Regions from separate parts of the Homo sapiens genome. Here region 1 is linked to region 2. Evidence: chromatin contacts called from ENCODE Hi-C or POLR2A ChIA-PET data. All regions are on one chromosome and are shown on one strand. The core of a region is the stretch at or near the end of the contact, and the rest is flanking DNA. Distances in the headings are between cores, read along the strand shown. Region 1 overlaps BACH2 (BACH transcriptional regulator 2). Region 2 overlaps BACH2 (BACH transcriptional regulator 2).

Region 1 (3,170 bases), core at 159-2,658, 110 kb before region 2:
GGTAGTGTATATATGGTTCAAAGGATGACCATTTAATGGTTTGCCATTGTGAAGCCCATCTTTTGGGGTCCTACAACTTAAACCATCCAATTAAATGTCATCTCTGGACAGACCAGGTCCAGCTACTAGTGTTCCCAAAGTGCCAAAATAACCGTATTCACTGATGTGATTAAGAAACCTGAGTGGGCTGTTTTCAACAACGGTGAGAAAAGCAAGTTTACACTTCTTAGAATCTTACTGAATTAATGGTGAAAATTACTAGTTGCTTTTATTTTTCCCCCAAGCAAAGAAGGTGCTGTGAATGCTTTCGATCTTTTACTCTCAAGGGAAATCTAGTGATCCTTACACCATCTGAAAGACAGAAATCATAGCAATGATTCAGATCCCACATCTAGGACTGTGCCAAACTTAGGCTGAACCACTCAAAACCTGAAGGGTAAGTGAACTAGAAACTACAAGTGACTGAGCCACAGGTGAGGTTCAGTTCCCTTCAAGAAAGATATTCACATTCTGTGCCTCTGAGACTTTAAGTGTATCAAATAGAAACTGACTATGCCACAGACCTAACATGTGACTTGGACATCAACTCCTGAGTGGGGACATGGCACCTAGTACATCTTCTAGCTCCTAGTCAGCCAGTTTTCTGTAAGTCAATAAACATTCATTAACAATCACACAAACCAAATTACTGTACCTCCTCAGGCAAGCTGACCACCAAATCATTTTTTGTCTGTCCAACCAGCGCCTGCCAAAAATATTCACTGCATGCGGCCAGCACAGCCCGGTGGGCCCGGAACTCCTTCCTCTCCACGATCAAAGTCACGTCACAGAGAATATCCTTTTTCCGCTGGTCATTGAGGCCCAGGAGGATGTTGGTGCAGTGGACTGTGGACTCATACACATACATGGGGGAGTCAGGCTTCTCATCCACAGACATGCCGTTCACACCCTGAAAGAAAGAAAGAAACAAAGAAAGAAAGAAAGAAAGGCTGAGTCACCACAGCTGTAGGATCAGAGAGAGGAGGTGAGAAAGAACATCATGGTTCCTGTGTCCCACTGCCATGAGCATGGCAGGAAGGAGGGGAATTACCAATCAGCATATTTGTGCTTACTCTGTACAATGAGCTCAGGAAACATATCTGTAAAGTCAAGTTCCACAGCTGACTTTTATGCTTCCTACTTACCGCATTCTTTTACCCCATGGTAACAAAGCCAGATCTTTTAATAGAACATTTAAAACATTTAAAACACATTGGTATTTTAAAACTTGGTGGTTCTGATTTTGTTAGTAGGCTGAAAAAGAAATTTCACATGTAAATAGCCTCTATGCAAGGACTAACTTAGATTTGTGTGAAGAGGAAATGAATCATTTTGAAGTATTTGTAATGTTGTCTTGATGAAGTATATGTAAGTTCCTAAGGTGAAATTTGGCTGAGATGCCAAGTAGAGTAAACATCAAATCACAATACATATTTAACAAGTGAACCAAACTGTCTGCACACTGAAGACTCAGTAGAGTCAGCTATTGCATCTGCCCTCTGCCACTTCAAGGCAAAGCACAATTGCCATAATGCAATAGTTGCTCAGCTCTTAGAAAGATGTGGAATTGTGCTGTCGTTATCCCAGCTGAATTGATGTACATCCCCTTTAAGGAAACACAATATATCACAATAGCAGTCATGAAAAAAGATGCATTCAACAGTCAAGATTACTTTTACAAAAGGTTCTTTGCTTTAAAAAATATCCATTGAAATATTTCTTTTTCTTTTTTTTGAGAGGGAGTTTTGTTCTTGTCGCCCAGGCTGAAGTGCAATGGTGCGATTCTCAGCTCACTGCAACCTCCACCTCCTGGGTTCAAGTGATTCTCCTGCCTCCGCTTCCCAAGTAGCTGGGATTACAGGCATGTGCCACCGTGCCTAACTAATTTTTGTATTTTTAGTACAGACGGGATTTCACCATCTTGGCCAGGCTGGTTTTGAACTCCTGACCTCAGGTGATCCACCCGCCTCGGCCTCCCAAAGTGCTGGGATTACAGGCGTGAGCCACTGTGCCTGGCCCCGCTGAGGTATTTTAAAATACAGTATCTGTAATTAATTTATATAGTTACATAGTTTTTCTGTAATGTTTGCTAGAGTAGTAAGAATTCCAGTAGCGAGTCCTACTTTCTTTTTGGCTTTCTTATTTTTTTAAAACAGCTTTAACATACAATAAACTGTACATATTTATAGTGAGCAATTTGATGTTTTGATTGTGTATGTAACTGTGAAACCATCATCACAATAAAGATAGTAAACAAATCCATCATCACCAAAAGTCTCCTTAAGGCCCTTGTAATAATTTTTCCCTTGTACCTCTCTGTACCCCACCGCTACAACGACTGATCAGCTTTCTGACATTCTATATTAGCTTGCATTTTCTAGAGTTTCATATAAATGGAATCATAAACTACATATTCTTTTATATCTGGCTTCTTCTATTCAGCATAATTATTTCACCATTCATCCATGTTGCTGCATATATCAAGTTTGTTCCTTTATTACTTAGCATCCTATTGTATAAATATAGCGTAACTTTTTTTTTATCCATTCATCTATTAGTGGATATTTGGGTTGTTTCCAGTATTTATTTACAAATAAAGCTGCTGTGAACATTCACATACAATTCTTTGGATGGACATATGCTTTCACTTCTCTTGGGTAAATACCTGTGAGTAGAATGTATTATATGGTATGTGTAAGCATAACTTTTAAAGAGTCTGCCACTGTTTTCTAAAGTGGCTGTAACATTTTACATTTCCACCAGCAGTGTATGAGTTCCAGTTCCTTCACATCCTTGCCAACATTTGGTATGGTCACTCTTTCTAGTTTTGGACATTGTAATAGGTCTATCATATTTCTTTTTGGGTTTAATTTGCTTTCTCTAATGCCTGAAGTTGTTGAGAATCTTCCATGTGTTTATTTGACCTCTGTATATTTTCTTTGAAGAAATGTCTATTTAGATTCTTTGCCCATTTTTAATTGGGTTGTTTTCTTATTTTTCAGTTTTAAGAGTTCTTCATATATTCTGAATAAAAGTCCTTTATCAGATACATGACTTGTAAAAATTTTTTCCCAGTCTGTAGCTTGTCTTTTGATTCTCTTAAAAGTGTCTTTCAAGGAACAGAAAGTCTT
Region 2 (3,312 bases), core at 551-3,050:
ATAGAACATGAGTACAACACCTGCTTTCTCTATTTCAGCAGGTACCAAACTCTGTGGGCATTTAACAATGTGTTAAACAAATTTGAAATAAAAAACCCTACTTTATTAAAATAAACCATTAGGAAAATCAAATAAGTACAAGGTTATCAGAGCAAAGCTTGCCTAGTTCACAAACATCTTCATGGATATGTTTAATGGCCCTTCAGAGGAAGCCAAATATTTGCATAACCATAAGCCTCCTTCAAATATCTTGAGACTTGTCATGATCTTAATTTGCCAAAGTGGGTCCCTATCTATGTTTGGCAGAACCGTTCAAATCATCTGAAAGCTACCTGCTTTTTGAACGGGTTTTTACTGATGAATTTTTGGGAGGAGTTCAGAACCTATCCAATAGAAAGTCTTTTAACCAATGGGCCCTAATCAACTGGATGGATCAATCAGCATTCTCCATCCCCTGTATAAAATATACTGACCAATACTGTGGTCAAACGAATACTGAATGTTCTCTCTCGAACTCTGGAGCACATCAGCTCTCTCTGCATAAACTGTTAATGTCAGCTATACTTGCTTTGTAATTACAGAAATTAAATATTATGTTGGCCCATAAAATATGAGTGTGAAAATAGTTATTTGTATGAAAATTTAGTAAAATTAAAGAAATGAAAGTAAGTCACTAGAGGAAATCTGCCATTGAATTAGATATGATTGAGACAACTGTGAAAGATTGGGGAAATAATAAAAATTTAAAATGACTTTGCAGTCAGACTGTGTTGCAAGTGTCTTAAAAAATTCCTCACTTAAAGAGACTGAAAATGGAAATCATGCAATAATGTGCATGAAAGATTACATGAAGTTCCAATCAGCAGACCCAAACTCGAAGAAAAGGCCTCGAGCCCACATCAAAAGATTGGCAAATAACTGTTCATTTGCAACTTTAGGTTAAATACATGATTTAGGCTATGTAGTATCTTTTTAAAAAATGATTCACTGTTTAATTGATTTTTCAACTAATGAGAAAACACCCAGTCAGGTTAGCTAAGAGGGCTCTGACTCTGTAACCAGCCTGGAACCCTGGGAAGCTCTAGGTAGATAGGGTTCCTTCTTGTTGTTTTTTCTGATTTTTAAAATTTTCTAACTTTTCTTAACGGTTATTATTTGCTTATTTAAATAAAAACTATTTTAATAAAAAGATATATATCTAAATTTCAGCTATCTTGGAGCAAAAAGCCTTTGCATTTTATTAATTAATTAATTAATTTATTTTGAGACGAGTCTTACTCTGTTGTGCCCAGGCTGGAGTGCAGTGGCACAATCTTGGCTCACTGCAACCTCCACCTTCCGGGCTCAAGCAATTCTCCTGCCTCAGCCTCCCGAGTAGCTGGGATCTTACAGGCGTCCACCACCATACCCAGCTAATTTTTTGTATTTTTAGTAGAGATGGGGTTTCACCATGTTGGTCAGGCTGGTCTCGAACTCCTGACCTCAGGTAATTCGCCCACCTCGGCCTCCCAAAGTGCTGGGATTACATGTGTGAGCCACCGTGCCCGGCCACCTTTGCATATTTTAAACAAAGAAAAAAAGAGGCCAAATATTTTTACTCATGTGTTGCTTAAATGTTTAGTGATTCTGCCTTTTGCCCCCCATTTCTGGTGTGAGGCTACCTATCTATTGGTAAGACTGTTTTAACTGCAGTTCAATGAATATGACCCTTCCAAGTAAGAAAGGCTGAACCTTTCCAGCTGTAAAGGTTGATTCTGGGGCAGCAGAACCCTACCATGTGTGACAAGGTTTCCTTTTACTAATCTGGTTCTCCTCCTGTATATTTTGGGAAATGACACACGTCCAGGCAAAGCACACCATGGGCCAAATGCACATCCTCTCTGCCCTTAAGGGGCCATGACTCAAAGCACTTCACTGGGGATGCCCAGGGGTTGTGCATGACCAGACATCGGCAAAGTATTTTTGAGAAACCTCCTCCTCAACTAAAAATACCCACTGTGAGAAATCTGTAGCGTGAAGCAAGGATCGAGTCAGTACAACACAAAAAAAGAGACAGGCTTGTGGCAGTCTCAGAATCAAACCCAGTTCGCCCTCCCTTACCAGAACAACAAGAACAATCAAAAAAAAGGTTTACAGGAAAGGACTTCTTGAAGGCAGTAAGATGGGATACATGGCCACACTCATTTTAGTCTTGTCTTTTCTCTTTCTCCTTGAGGGCTGGGATGGGGAAAGTGGCCCCAAATCTGCTCAAAGTCCAACTGAACACAATCAATAATAGACTTACTATGACATTTTAAAAAAATTTCTACTGAGACATTAGTTTTATTCCTCAGTAAACACCTCCCTGATTTCTGCATCCCAGGAGAGCCTGGGCAAAGAAGAGCACAGGCAAGAAGTGTGAATGTGTTCAGAGAAAGTGTTGGCGAGGCCTGGCTCTCCCAGCCCCTCTGATGGCTGAGAAAACTGCTTGACAAGAGGGAGACCCACCAGGACAGAAGCCTGAGCTTCACAGGGCAGACACATTGCTAGTGTAGCTACTGACTGCCCATGGCAATGGTTCTATTTTTTTCATGGGAGACCTTCCTATAGTTACACATAAAAAAGAGACATAAAACCGGAGAACTTAACGGCAGAGAAAAGTAAAATGGTAAATCTAGAATGTTTTGCTTAACTTCAAAACTGTTGTTGAATAGTTTAGAAGGAGTAGGGGGTTGAATTGAGGTCCCCAACAATACAGGTGTCCTAACTTCTAGAACCTGGAAATGAAACTTTATGTTGGAAAAGGACCTTCGCAGATGTAATTAAGTTGAGAATCTCGAGATGAAATCATCCTGGATTACCTGAGTAGGCCCTAAATCCAAGGGGAGGTGTCCTTAGAAGACACAGAAGAGAAGACAGAGGAGAAGGCCAAGAGAAGAGAAGAAGACAGAAGTGGAGGCAGAGATTGGAGTCATTTAGCCATGAGCTGAGGAACACCTGGAGCCTCCCCAGAAGCTGGGACAGGCAAGGGATGATTCTGCCCTGAAGCCTTTGGAGGAAGTGTGGCCCTGAAACACCTTGATTTTGGACTTCAGGCCACCAGAACTGTGAGAGAATAAACATTGTTTTAAATTGTCCAGTTTGTGATAATTTGTTAAGCAGACCTAGGACACTAACACTGAAGGCTAGGACAGCTTATAAGAAGACCGGTGGGGGCCGGGCGCGGTGGCTCACGCCTGTAATCCCAGCACTTTGGGAGGCCGAGGCGGGCGGATCACGAGGTCAGGAGATCGAGACCATCCCAGCTAAAACGGTGAAACCCCGTCTCTACTA

Evidence for each region. A loop is a pair of places that touch in the nucleus more often than their neighbours do. ChIA-PET counts read pairs that join two places held with the same protein, here RNA polymerase II (POLR2A). Pooled maps may share reads with other maps.
Region 1: a loop to region 2 is called in a pooled map, with 2.7 times the contacts of the local background. The contact joins two enhancer-like sites. A Hi-C loop is called at or near these places in 1 of 50 pooled maps. POLR2A ChIA-PET finds 5 or more read pairs at or near these places in 4 of 52 experiments (H1, activated CD8-positive, alpha-beta T cell, activated CD8-positive, alpha-beta memory T cell and 1 more).

The regions. Positions count from the first base shown.
Region 1 is chr6:90,007,908-90,011,077 of GRCh38, forward strand. It overlaps BACH2 (BACH transcriptional regulator 2), which reads right to left. Exons shown (of 9, transcript NM_021813.4): 6 at 695-949. The coding sequence starts at 937. Among named protein-coding and RNA genes, the nearest start is that of GJA10, 120 kb to the left of the region's middle. Within about 2 kb of position 1,409, at least 2 of the 41 ENCODE cell types and tissues checked have a DNase peak (open chromatin) inside an H3K27ac peak, as active enhancers do.
Region 2 is chr6:90,120,296-90,123,607 of GRCh38, forward strand. All of the region lies in intron 4 of BACH2 (BACH transcriptional regulator 2), which reads right to left. Among named protein-coding and RNA genes, the nearest start is that of BACH2, 170 kb to the right of the region's middle. Within about 2 kb of position 1,801, at least 5 of the 41 ENCODE cell types and tissues checked have a DNase peak (open chromatin) inside an H3K27ac peak, as active enhancers do.